Regions from separate parts of the Homo sapiens genome. Here regions 2 and 3 are each linked to region 1. The links are chromatin contacts, found by Hi-C or POLR2A ChIA-PET in ENCODE. All regions are on one chromosome and are shown on one strand. The core of a region is the stretch at or near the end of the contact, and the rest is flanking DNA. Distances in the headings are between cores, read along the strand shown. Region 1 holds the start of TLL2 (tolloid like 2). Region 2 holds the start of MMS19 (MMS19 cytosolic iron-sulfur assembly component). Region 3 overlaps SLIT1 (slit guidance ligand 1).

Region 1 (4,334 bases), core at 482-2,981:
CCTCCTGCCTCCTAGTAACCTGGTCTTCCCCAGACTTTACCCAGTTCTGACCCTCCCAACCCCCAGCCTAGACCCGAGCCACTGCAGTGATAGAAACAATAAAAAATAACGACAATGCCATCATTTCACTTGCAGAGAATTTTCCCACAAATCACCTGAGTCCTCCTATAATTACTGCCACCAATTTAGAGATGAGTAACCTGGAACTGATAGAGGTTTCCAGGGCGTGAAGGGGCAACCACTGGCCCACAGGCCCCGCAGAGACCTGGCCGGCCACAGCCCCGGGAAGGAGCACCTGCCTCGCCGAGGGTGGAGGTCGCGCTCTTCCCTCCCCATTCTTCTCTGCCGACCGCCAAGTGAAACGGGGCCCCACAAAGCCGGAGATAAACACCACTACTCGCGGGACACTGGCCATGGGCCAGGAGCGTCTGTGCGAGCCTCTGAGCCCAGCATCTCCCTGGGAGCGTGAGCGTGAGCACCCCTCTGTCCGTGCTGGAACTGCCCCACACTCATCAGCTTGCTGGAACATGCGCTTGGCCCTTCGGAGGCTAACGCTTCAACGACTCCAGCTCGGAAGCCGCTCCCCTCAGGACTCACGAGCCGATCAGTGGCCCCGAGGAAGCGGGAGCTGCAGCGCCCGGGCGGCGATTGCGCCCGAAAGGCCCGTACGTCCTGGGGCGCCGCTTCCTGGAGGGATTAGAGCACCTGCCGGCTTCCATCTCCGCCCGCCCAGAGCGACCCTCAGGCCGGTACCGCTACAGGGAAGTTTCCGGCTATTCGAGTCTTGCTCATTCTCCCTCGGCGACCCCTTTCCTTTTGCCCGCTGTGACGCTTTTCTTTTTAAAATCTCCCAAGAGTAACCACAGATCTTGGGAAACTTTGCGCGAAACTTAAAAATGCTGTGAAATCGGAGCCAGGAACTCCATCTGAGCCTCGGAGCGCCGCGCCCAGTCCAGCTCTTCTGCTCCGGCCCGGAGCGTCTGGCGGTGGCCAGTGCTGCCCACTCGCTGTCAGGCGGCCCTGGCACCCACCCCGGCCCCTGGGCGCCCTCTCGGCCTCTGGCACCCGCTCTGATTCGCTTTGGGAACGCGCCAGCTGTCGCCCCCCGGTGCGCACCGCAAACCTGGGGCCGGGACATCCCAGCCTCGGAGTGGTTTTTAAGCAATTCCTCGGAGGCATTGTCTTCCGGGGGAGCCGGGGATCTCAGGGGAGGGGAGGGGAGACCCGCCCCATAGACGGTAGTGCAGGCTTGCCCACCACCTCATTTGCATTTCAAAGGCAAACTTCTGCGGGACTTCCCCAGCGGCGGCACCTACCGGCTTTGCAAGGGTCGTGGTAATGCTCCAGCTGCTGCTCCGTGCCCTCCTCGCCGTCCAGCTCTGAGTAGTCTGCGGTGGCGTCCGGGCGCTCCCCGAGTCCCCCGGCGCCGCGAGGCAGCGGCAGCAGCAGCAGCAGTGACACCAGGGCCCCAAGTGCAGTCGCCCGGGGCATGGTGGCGCGGGGCCGGCTGGGGCAGAGGGAGTTGCGTGCACGAAAGCTCAGCTCGGCCGAAAGACGGCGCACACTGGGTCGGTCGGCTCCGGCCGGGACTCGGTGGTTACACAGGGCTGCTGGGCATGGCTCAGGCGCGGAGCAAGCGGAGCGCGGCGCCCCCTGTCTTCGTCGAGGCAACCGGGAAGCAGCCGCTCGGAGCTACTTGCCCGGCGGCCGAGGCTGCGGCGGCTGCGAGTGTGGCGGTGGCGGCGGTGGTTGGAGCAGTGGCCGCTCCGCCCCTCTCCACCAGGGCTGGACCACACAGCCTTCGCCCGGGGCCCTAAGCAGCCAATCACTCGGGCGCCCGAGGCGAGGCCCCTCCTCTTCCCGGCACCTTCGCAACTTCGGAGGCAGGCGAGCGAGGTGAAGATGCTGGAGCCAAAGGCCGGGGCCAGCTCCGCACCCACCCAGCCTAAGGCGCCTGCCCGGGGCGCCACCTCGGCCTCTGGCTCCCGAGAATGCTGCTCCTGAAGATCGGGACTGGGCTTCTCGCCTTGTTTTATTTCCATAACTCACTTTACAACTCCCCGATGCACACGTGGCCAGAGTGGTTAGAACTCGGAGCGCTGGACCAGGAGCCCTGTGTACGGATTCATGTCACTACCAACTGGCTATGTGCATTCGGGCAGCTGCTTCTTTGCAGGGATGAGTGAATGTCTCTCAGGTCCCTCTCAGCAAAGAAAAAAAAATCGAGGATTTCGATTCTCTCAGCTCTCTCCACATTCCCTAGTCGAGCCATGAAGGGCGCTTGCTGGCGGCAACTAACCTAACCTAGTGGCCGGCGATAGGTAATGAAAAAAGATTTAAGTCCACAGATTTCCCCTCTCGGTGACCCTATCTTTCAGTAAAACCGTCTAAGATGCTTCACACAGTCAAAAAGACACAAATGAACAGCTGTACGTGCTACTTGTGTTAAATTACAGACATGTTTTTATTAAATAAGCCACTCACCGTTAACTTGATGGAATAAAAATGACCAATTTCTGAAGTCTGTTTTTTTTTTGCCAATTAAAAACATATGCCCAAATAATGACACTAATCAAGAGCTATTTGAAACCCACTTCTATTTTGTACCTAAAATGTAAAAATTCTCAGAACTGAGCCATTTTGATTTAGAGATATAAAAAGTATTATTACTGTGAGGCTTTTCAAAGATCTTTTTATGCAAGTAAAATGGCCCTGTCAACTATAACACACAAATGTGTATGTGTAGAAATGTTTTGCATCATGCCCAGTAGAATCTTTTTTCAATTTAAACTGCAAGCAGAAAAATGGACAACTTTCCTTTTGGATTTCCACATGGTTTCACATACATCAATGACAAAATAGTCAACAGGGAGCCCAGAGCTGGGCTTCACATCAAACTCTGAATTTCTTGCACTTATGGTCATCTGTCTTCTCATCTATCAACTGGGATAACAAGTCCTTCACACAAGTAAAGGGCTAAAAGTTAACTATTGGAAGGATGCTACTCATATTTTGTCCTCGTTCTTAGAAAGAAATGCAATGTTGACCCTGCCTCATGCTGTTTTCATCAAATGGGCACATAACATACAGAATGGAGCCAGACAGGGCAAGATCTGGTTAGAAACTGGCAGGTGGAAGGAAGGAATTTGAAGAGGATAAATGCCACCAAATGGCAGGAAGGCCAAGTGGCCAGCGCATAGGCAAAGGAGTGGGAGGGGGTTGAATGGCATGCATTTCTGCCTGAAAGCCAGGAGTCAAACCCAACGCCATAGCTCTCTGCATTCACCCCCATGAAGGTCATCACCTCTCAGTAGACGAGTCCAAAGAGTCAACATCTAAAAGGCCTAACAAACTTCTGTGACACTTCCAGGTCTCCAGATGGCACTAGGCAAACCACCAACTGGCTTCCTTATTAGAAGGGAATTCCTCTGGAAAATAGACATGAGAGGCCACCTCTTGTGCAAGCAATGAGGTTGTGAGCTTTTATGACCTCTAATGCCCAGCTGGTGAGTAGTGGCCAGGTCTTCTCACCAACACCCTTTGTCCAAATATTTTGAAGACAGTGGTGTTGAAGAATGAACAAGCTGCACAGTTTTATGTTATTAAAGTAGAAGGCCAGTTTAGTTGCTACTTTGGCTATCAACCAATAAATGGCAACAAAATATTTGGTTCACTAGAAAGATCAGAAAAGAATAATTGAAAAGGGACACCATAAGATAGAACTATAAAAGCTAAACTCTAATCTGGGTTTAGATGATTTTTATAATGTATTTTTCTTTAATTTAAAAACCATGAAAAAACTGGAGGTAGAGTAACAGGCTTTATGACATAAAACTGCTCAACTTAGCTCCATTATTACATTAATAATTACTTCAGGGTTTCCTCTGCCATATCTCTGGGTCCTCTGTGAACCTGAACAAGTGTTTTTCTCCTCTTAGATGTCCATCTCCCACCCAGAGTAACTGGGTTCTCTTGCCCCTTCAAGTCTACTGAGTTTTATCCACCTGGGCCACTTTCTCATTTTGCCTTTCCAAGCGACTATACATGATAATTTGTTCCAGGCCAGCTCATTCCTTCATTTACATTGCTCACCACTGAGAAGATACTCAGTTTTCTGGAGAATGTAATTAAAGATACTACAATTTTTAGCAGCTGCTTAAAACCCTTCCTGGCTCTCCAAAACCTTTATTCAAGTTCTTCAGGGTGGCATAACAGGTCCTCCGTCCATCATCAAGCCTTCCTTTCACCTTTCCAGTCTTGGCTCCTTACAACTCCCACATTCCAGTCTTCTGGCATTAAAACACCCTGCAGTCATCCTAACAAGGCTGCTTCAC
Region 2 (4,334 bases), core at 1,172-3,671, 980 kb after region 1:
AAACTCCTGGGCTCAAGCAATCCGCCTACCTTGTTCTCTCAAAGTGTTGGCATTACAGGCGTGAGCCACTGTGCCCACCACCAACTTTCTTTTCTTAGGAGGGCTAAATTACAACAGGGCTAGTGTTACAGTCTTAAATCAGTTGAGTTGAATTCAAATTAAGCAACAGTTTAGACCATTTTTTTTCAGAAAGAAACAAAAATATAAATTTTGCAAAAACGTTTGTAAGAATTTAGCAGTCCCAGTGGCTCATGCCTGTAATCCCAGCACTTCGGGAAGCTGAGATGGGAGGATGGCTTCAGTCCTGGAGTTAGAGACCAACCTAGGCAACATGGTGAAACCTCGTCACTACAATACAAAAATTAGCCGAGCGCAGTGGCACACTCCCTGTTGTCCCAGCTACTTCGGGAGGCTTGAGGCAGGAGGATTGCTTGAGCATAGGTCGAGGCTACAGTGAGCCATGATTTCACCACTGCACTCCAGCCTGGCAGACAGAGAGGGACCTTGTCTCAAAAAAAAAAAAAAAAAAAGAGAAGAATTTGCAGTCCTTATTCAAGATAAGTCCTTATTCAAGATAAGACATTCAAGATGTCTTTTCAAAATATGTTCTGAATCAAAAAAAAATCCAAAATTATTGTTTTCGTATCGCATAAATGTGAAAGACTCATCACAAATGACACTGATATAGTAATGTTCTATATCTTCGTAGGGGGTTGGATTGTATAGGTGTATGCATTAGTCAAAATCAGTGAACGTACACTTAAAGGTTTATATATTCCATTTTACATCAAAATAAACCGTCAACAAACTCTAGTCAATGACATGCATGCCAAAGTATTTAAAGGAAAGTGTACAGGTATCTGCAATTTAAATGGATGGATAGCTATATGATAAAGCAAGTAATATTAAAATGTTAATGGTAGGATAGATCCTAAGTGATGTGCTCCTTATAAAATTCTTTATACTTGGCTGGATATTCGAAAATTTTCATAATAAAATATGAGGGAAAATGACATTGGTAAGACACTGTACTTGTAAATTGTAAACACTGATAACACACTACATTTCATAAAATTGTAAGATGTTAAGTTTGGTGGCAGCACCAGGTATTTGCTCCTTGATGCTTCCAAACTACGCTGCACACACCTCTTACAGAATGGTTGCCTCTCCCAGCATACTATAAGTTCCTGGTGGGCACAGATCTAACCTAATTTGTATTTATATTCCTATTGCTTTGCATCATGTTTGGGGAATAATATGTATTCAACAATAGTGGCATGATTGAATTAAAGTGGAATACTGCTAACGAACAAAGTATTATATTTCTAGCAGATTCACTATTCTTTTCTTACATATTCTAAAGGTTAATACGCTCAATATCCAAGAGAAATGTGTCCTTACTTCTCTCCAAGCATACGAAATTTCCAAAGTTTTTTTAAAAAAACTACTCATTAGATAATTTTATATTGTTACTTAAACCCAAGATCTGAAGGCCTCCTAACATTCAATAACTTTTTAGTAGTTTTTTTTTTTTCCTAGAAGAGCAAAGTCTCAGAACTCCACGGAAGCCTGGAAATCGTTTTATTCTAATTTTAGATAAGCTGTCTGAACTAAGAGATCTCTGAACTGGTCAAAAGCAGGAAAGTGGGGGTCTGGGAAGAAGACAAAAACAAACGCCACATAAAACGTCATGGAGCAAACTAATCAAGAACTTTAGCAAGAAACGGAGAGAAAGTCTTAAGGAGGACACCCAGAACATCTCCAGCTCCTCCTGGCCCGTCTCCTCAACTCCTCTTAATTCCAGCCAGTCAGAGCGCGGGGCCATCTGCCACTCCCAGGATGCCACGCGACGGGAGCGGACGCTGCGAGGATGCACCTCCACACGTCAACCTCCCACAAACAGCATGGCTTCGTGGCGTGAGCACCCGGTTCGGACCTGAACGCCTGGGTCCGAGTCCCACCTCCCCCTCCTGCCTGGTCTGCAGCCCTGCGCAAGTCCTCTTGCCCTCGCTGAGCCTCAGTTTCCTCATCTGTAAAATGTAATGATTCCCTATAATTGGCTACAGGGAGATGAGAAGTGTAAATGGTTTTAAGGAAGACACAGGCAACTCTCTAACTTGTTACGGCTCTGAACCTCGCGGTGCTCACTAACCAGCCTTGAGACCAATCTCTCAAAGTCACCCCGCTCCTCCCTTCCCGCCCGGCGCCTGTACTGAGGCCGCTCCCTCCTGTTGGCCCCCATGCGGAAGGCGCGCGGCGCCGTCTGCCGTACCTGCAGCCACCTGGTCAGCGGGGCCCTCTTGCTGACCCACGACGAAGTCGTGCACGAGGCCCCATAGGGCACCCATAGGCGCCGCCGCCTCCACAGCCGCGGCAGCGGCCATAACGCGAACTAGAGACCGTGGGAGGGGATATGGGCGGTGGCTCGAGACGGGCTCTCCGCGCATGCGCCTCCCGAGCCAATCTCCGGGGAAGCGCAAGGGGGCGGGGCGCCGGGGTCACGTGCCTGCCGGCTTCTGCCTAGGCAGTTCCAGGGAGGGGCGGGGCCTGAAATGGGGCGGTGGCACCGAGAGGGAAGGCGGCTGCTGGGCACGCAGCCGGAGGCGATTGAGGGCGAATAATTCCCAGCCCGGCTCCCCGGGAGACGGGCTGCGGGGCGGGCACCTGGCTGGGTGGGGAGAGGGGCGGTACGCACCACGGGGGAAGCCAATGAGAAAATCAGGCCCAGCCCTAGGGGGCGGTGCTGTCGGTCACATGCGCACCTGGGGCGGGTGGTGGCGGCGGCGCGGGCACCGCGAGCCGGCGGAAGGGAGAGGGGCCGGCCTGGGGCGGGGTTAGGCAGGTGAGTGACAGGCTCCAGGGGGCCGGCCCCTGCCTGGTGCCCCGAGCGAGCCGGGAGTAGCTGCGGCGGTGCCCGCCCCCTCTCTCCGCCCCTCCAGCGGAGCTGGTCTCCGGCCGGGCACCGTCGCGGGCCCCCCTGGCCCGGCCACCTGGGACCGTGCTGGGGAGTCTGCCACTTCCCTCTCTCCCCTGGCCCGCAAAGTTTTGGCGGAGCCATCGCTGGGGCTGAGCGCGCCCCCGGGGGGAGATCGGGGAGCGCCCGATGCCGGGCGGCCGGAGCCATTGACCCGGGACGCCGCCGTCCGCTGAGCAGCCGACCACCCCGCCGCCTCCGGTGCATGGGGACTGGCTGAGGAGCCAGCATGGGCAACTGCGTGGGGAGACAGCGCCGGGAGAGGCCGGCAGCCCCGGGACACCCCCGCAAGCGAGCAGGTAACGATGGGGAAGGGAGCAGGGCCTCGGGCATCCCGCCAGTTGTCCCCCTCCTCGCCCGAGTCCTGGGCTTACCGATGGACTCCCCACTGGTGCTGGCGCTTGGGTTTCCCCGATGGGCTGCTCCGCAGCCAGAGGGGGCCGCTCCCCAGCGCCGGGCGGCCGGGGGAGCTGAGTTGGGGCAACTGCGAGCACTGAGCCGGCTGCGCGACCAACTCTCTCCAACTGGGTAGCTCCTGGTGGGGGTGGGGGCAGGAAATGTTTGCAGACCGCAGCGGGGCCGACGGATCGGGAGGAGGCCGGGGGCGAGGGCGCCGCTGGCCTGGCAGCTCCGGCCGGGGTCGGACGCCGGCCCGTCGGGGCACGGCGCGGGCAGCCAGGCGTCCCCAGAACTCGGAGCGAGCGAGGCGAGAACAGTCGCTCCTTCCAAAGACTGTGTCATTATCGAGCTGCAGATCGTGTCTGCGGGAATCCGACTTGCAAAGCAGCGCAGGACTCTGGGAAAGAAATCTTTATTTTTCCCGCAGGGGTTTTTAGAGCCTCTCGGCCGTCTGGGAGTCTATAAAAGATGGGGTGCGGGGTGAGAGTCACCCTTGGGATTGTTGGGATCCTTCCCAGCTTTGGGAGTGAGATCGCTCGCTGGTGATCCTCCAGGCCCGCGCAACGCTTTCTCACTTTCATGGTACACCCCGCCTGCCCTGGCATTTCGCCCCGGGAAGAGGTCTGTCGGTCATTTTTCTGGGTCTTACACTCACTTCCTTCTTTGAGGGTGTTGCAAGGACCCGCTGGGAATAATATCGTAGACTTGAGAGCTCAAACTTGTCTGGATTCCAGATGGACCCATCTCCTACTCTGTGTCAAAGCCCAGATCCTGAGAGGTTGAACACCTTGTCCAAAGTCACACAGCTAGTTAGGAGCTCACCTGGGGCTAGAACTCAGCCTCCTCTCCCACCCCATTGCCACATATCCCCTTATGTAAGAGGAGCCACAGGCAGAGTTGTTAATGAAGTGGAAACTCTAGTTGGAGTTTCCTGTCTCCCTTGACACCGAAGGTGTGTTGC
Region 3 (4,334 bases), core at 1,239-3,738, 520 kb after region 1:
ATTGCTAAAGCCCATCTGTGCCCTGTTTAGTCCAATCTGGGTGCCCTCGGGGACGCCCCTGTGCTGACAGTGCCCCCCTCCCCATGGCCCCAGCCTGTCCTCTCATGAACTCCTCCTCCTGATGCCCACAGATACTCAAACTCCGCCCGCATCTTGTTCTCCCTACCACGCCCCATCCCCCAGGCTCCAGCTCCATAATGCTGCCTGCCCACACATCTGCCCTCTCATCCCACCCATCTGATCCGCCCCTGGCTGGTGGCCCTGGTCACCTCTCGCACCGTGCCCTCCTCCTGAGCCAGCGTCCTCTCTCTCTGGCTCCTGCCTGGGATTCTGACCTCATCTCTCACCCACTGCTTTGCCCCTTTTGATCCATCTGCCATGAGGGTGGCACCAGAGCAATTTCTCTATGACACAAAGCTGACGAAACCCCACAGTGGCACCCATGTGCCTAGCATGTGGACTCCAGGCCCTCTAGCTGGCCACCTGTCGGCACTCCTGGGTCTAGCCCCTGCCCCTCCCTCCCTCTGCTCCCTGCTCCGAAGACTTCCCAGGCTTAGGATTCACTAAGCTTCTTGAAGTTCTCTGAGCAGACTACACTCTGTGGCCCCAGACAGCTTATTCCCTCTGCCCACCAATGAACTCCAGCTCGTGTTCCAAGATGCCCTCCCCGCAAGCCGCCTCCCTGAGTTGATCACATCCTCCTTGAGCCACAGCCCTAATCAGCATTGACCTCTGTTGGAACCCTTATCACCCACACGACTTTATGCGCTCCCTCCCCTCCCCTGCATCCTCCCTAAACCATGACAGTCTGGAGAGGGGGCCATGACTTCGGGGCCTTCACGTCTGCCCACTTCATGCGCTCTCAGCTCAGGAAACATTTAGAAAATGCAACGATGTGCCGTGCCTTCATCTTCTCCTCCTGAACGTTCCTCTAATCTAATTCTAAATCATTCCACTGTCTTTGGAGATACATTTAAGTGCTCTACTGAATGTTCAACACACTTTGTGGTCCTCCCCTGTGATGAGGAGGTGGTGGTACTTCAGCCCCCAAGAGGCAGTTTCACTGGCTCAAAGCACTCTGACACCAGCCACTGAATCACACTACTCCATCCCTTCTCCACCCCTCCCATTGGAACATTCAACACACATTGGCCAGGTCATTAAGCAAAGACAGATAAATTGGAGCTTCAAAATTCTGTAAGCCAGAGCCGCCCAAAGTAGCCAGTCCTTGAACTAAATTTCACCAACCCACAATAAGAAACTTGGGCCAAGATCCGGTCACCACACCTAGCTTAGTTTACGCGAACATTGTTTCCATAGCAAGACTTTCTCAACAAAGGAAGCAATACATTGATTTAGATTCTGGTGTAAGCGCCATATCTAATTACAAACCCATTACAAACAGTTCTGGGACTGATGTGGGCCCGTAGATTGCACTTGGAGTGGGACTGCTCCAAATCACACTAAGGTGGAATGTTCTCTGGACTTCTTTTTGGTAGAATCTGGCCAAGGAGCAGATAAAGACAATTGAAGTGAGGAGCTAGGTAGGCTAGAAAACTAAAAGGAGCTGAACTTATTATCCTGAGGCTTATTTTGTATATTTTCATGGAGTAGAAGGGGTCAAAGGTGGAAATAATAGAAAAGCAGAGGCGTAGCCTGAAGAAAAACTTAGTTACAGGTATGTATTTGTAGCTGCCATAGTTCATACTTGGTTTGAGAGCTGAGCTGGACCGAGAAGCTTTCCATCACCCTCCACTTTTCCTGGCTCCTTGGCTCCTAACCTTGCAAGAATAACCCCCTTTGTGTGTGTGTGTGTGTGTGTGTGTGTGTGTGTGTGTGTGTGTGTGTGTGTATGTGTGTGTGTGTGACGGAGTTTTGCTCTTGTTGCCCAGGCTGGAGTGCAATGGTGCGATCTTGGCTCACTGCAGCCTCCACCTCCCGGGTTCAAGCGATTCTCCTACCTCAGCCTCCCGAGTAGCTGGGATTACAGGCATGTGCCACCATGCCCGGCTAATTTTGTATTTTTAGGAAAGATGGGGTTTCTCCATGTTGATCAGGCTGGTCTCGAACTCCAACATGAGTTCGAGAGGTTATCCGTCCGCCTCAGCCTCCCAAAGTGCTGGGATTACAGGTGTGAGCCACCGTGCCCGCCCGACCAGGATAACCCTTTTAACAGTCACGACCAGCCTCACGGGGGAGCTTTGGGGAGACGGCGTGGGCAGGAGGAGGAGGCAGGTCCAACCCAACATGGCCTGGAACTATGTAATTGCCAATCGTGGCCACTAGGTGGCAAAACAGCTCTAGGCACAGCTGTTCCCAGAGGGGAGCAGGGAAAGGAAAAGAAGCAGGATCTGCCCAGAAGTGAGGTCCGTAGGAAATTCCAGGAAAGCCGGAGTCCTGATGGTTAGATGCCAAAGGCCCTCCTGTCCTCAAGCGGCCTGGATACTTACACGAGCTGCAGGTACTTGAAGGTAGACAGCTGTCCCGGAACCAGCGTGAACTGGTTCCCGTCCAAATAGCTGCAGAGAGAACACAGCGGCGTTAGTGCCCATCTCCACCTCTGGTGGTGCCCCATGCTGGGGACAGCCTTCCCTGCAGCCAGGGACTTCGCTCTCATTTCCTCTCCTCCACATAGGCCACACGATGGGCCCAGAATCACTTATGGGAGGAGAAAATATGTACGTTGTTGAAGCCATCTGGGGAGGTGCCACCCAGAGGACTTGGTAAAAAGCCAATAGTCACGTGGCCTCTCTCGGTTCCCTTCTCGCTTCCCTTCTCACCCTCCCAGCCTCCTCCTTGTCCATGGACACTCCCTGGGCCCCTGCCTTCCCCTCCCTGCTCTGCTCTTTCCTGGCCAAATAGATCTGATTTGCACGTTACCGGGCCCTGCCAGCTCCCAGGGCCCCCTGTCCACCTGCTGGCATGGGCTGTGAAGCTGATTCACAGCCAGACTGCCCAACCAGTTCCCCCTCATTCCATCAGCACCCCTCTGCCTTCCTGCCTTCCAGGCTCCGCACCCTGATGTCGCTTCTCCTCCTCCCTCTGCAGCCAGTGCCACCGCTGCTCTCTCACAGCTTGCTTTCCTTGCACTCTCATGCCACCCGCCGACTGTGCACCACCACCCATGCCCGGGCTCCTGCTGCAGCCTCTTCTGTCTGTTCTCTGCACCTTGGACCTCCCTTCTGGCCTCCACTCTACTCACTGCTATCCAAGTCACTGTCCTTAAAACCAAGCCCACCGAAATCCTCCTAAGCCCGAAGCTTCCCAAGGTTCCCATTTCTACAGGATAGAGCTTGGGATTCAAGATGCTCTGAACCTCCCCCTCTTCCCTTCATTGTTGACCATTCATGCCTCCAGCCTGAAGGTGCTAAGCAGTGGCCCAATGCCAGGAGCTGAGCCAAGCTGAGCTCCAGCACAGGATCTCCACCCCCCAACTAACTACAGCCTGCAGGACAGCTCTCCCCCACTTCCCAAAGCCCCAGAGAGGAGCAAAAGGAGGGCTGTGCTCATCCTTACCCCTCGCTCTGCATCATACAAACTGACTTCCCACCCATCTCGTTTGATCCTCGAGGCAGTCCTCGTCCACATACCCAAGTAGTCCCATTTCACAGATGACAAAACTGAGGTTTAGAGAAGTTAAAAGATTTTCGCAGGCTCTGAACTTCACCATCTTCAGTCAAAGAAGGTAGGCTGCCCCACCCATCCCATTATTCTCAGGGCTGCTAGGAGGCTCCAAGGAGAAAGCAAGGACTCATGAGGTTTGTAGGACACTAACTCTGCAGTAGAAAACAGGGTGAAGACGGGGCAGGCCAGGCCCAGGAAAAGGCCCGCAGTGGTTGATGTGCTTGTGAAGAAAAGGCCAGCCTTGCTGGTAATGCAAGAAATAACAAATAGAAGCCTCATCGCTGGTCCTGGGGGTGGGGGGAGAAAAGCTCAGCTTTGGAGGCCTGGAGGGATCAACCCCAGAGCACAGGAAGAGGTCAGAGGTCAGGAGCTGGCCAGAGTCTTTCATTGGGAGGTGTCTGCTGAAGAAGTCCCAGCTCTCCATTCCTGTTTGTCAAATGCATCTATGTCCAATCCTCCACATGTGCTCAGATACCAAATACCAATCAGCCAGGATTTCAGCACCATACTCAGTGCTGACCCAGGGAAGCAAGAAGGCCACCTTCTCACATGGTCAATGGGAGTGCAAAGGAAACAGATTTTCTTGGAAGACCATCAGGCAAAAGGCAGCAAGAGTCCTAAAAACGCACCGCTCTCTGACTGGCGATTTCAGTGAGGGGGTGTTAGCACTGGTGCTGTTTATGACAGTAAAAAAAAATTGGAAACAAATA

The links. A loop is a pair of places that touch in the nucleus more often than their neighbours do. ChIA-PET counts read pairs that join two places held with the same protein, here RNA polymerase II (POLR2A). Pooled maps may share reads with other maps.
Region 2: a loop to region 1 is called in a pooled map, with 6 times the contacts of the local background. The contact joins the promoter of MMS19 here to the promoter of TLL2 in region 1. A Hi-C loop is called at or near these places in 1 of 37 single-sample maps with no recorded cell type and 2 of 50 pooled maps. POLR2A ChIA-PET finds 5 or more read pairs at or near these places in 1 of 52 experiments (activated T-cell).
Region 3: a pooled map shows a loop between it and region 1 (3-fold over the local background). The contact joins the enhancer-like site here to the promoter of TLL2 in region 1. A Hi-C loop is called at or near these places in 1 of 37 single-sample maps with no recorded cell type and 4 of 50 pooled maps. POLR2A ChIA-PET finds 5 or more read pairs at or near these places in 1 of 52 experiments (activated naive CD4-positive, alpha-beta T cell).

Annotation. Positions count from the first base shown.
Region 1 is chr10:96,512,195-96,516,528 of GRCh38, forward strand. It overlaps TLL2 (tolloid like 2), which reads right to left and starts at 1,732. Exons shown (of 21, transcript NM_012465.4): 1 at 1,317-1,732. The coding sequence starts at 1,491. RefSeq lists enhancers at 1-323, 1,513-1,582.
Region 2 is chr10:97,496,001-97,500,334 of GRCh38, forward strand. It overlaps MMS19 (MMS19 cytosolic iron-sulfur assembly component), which reads right to left and starts at 2,422. Exons shown (of 31, transcript NM_022362.5): 1 at 2,273-2,422. The coding sequence starts at 2,384. It overlaps UBTD1 (ubiquitin domain containing 1), which reads left to right and starts at 2,924. Exons shown (of 3, transcript NM_024954.5): 1 at 2,924-3,273. The coding sequence starts at 3,204. RefSeq lists enhancers at 1,547-2,077, 1,754-1,803, 2,164-2,333 and silencers at 2,574-3,333, 3,344-3,543.
Region 3 is chr10:97,035,248-97,039,581 of GRCh38, forward strand. SLIT1 (slit guidance ligand 1) reads right to left here. Exons shown (of 37, transcript NM_003061.3): 22 at 2,451-2,519. Among named protein-coding and RNA genes, the nearest start is that of SLIT1-AS1, 65 kb to the right of the region's middle. RefSeq lists an enhancer at 2,835-3,335. Within about 2 kb of position 2,489, at least 4 of the 41 ENCODE cell types and tissues checked have a DNase peak (open chromatin) inside an H3K27ac peak, as active enhancers do.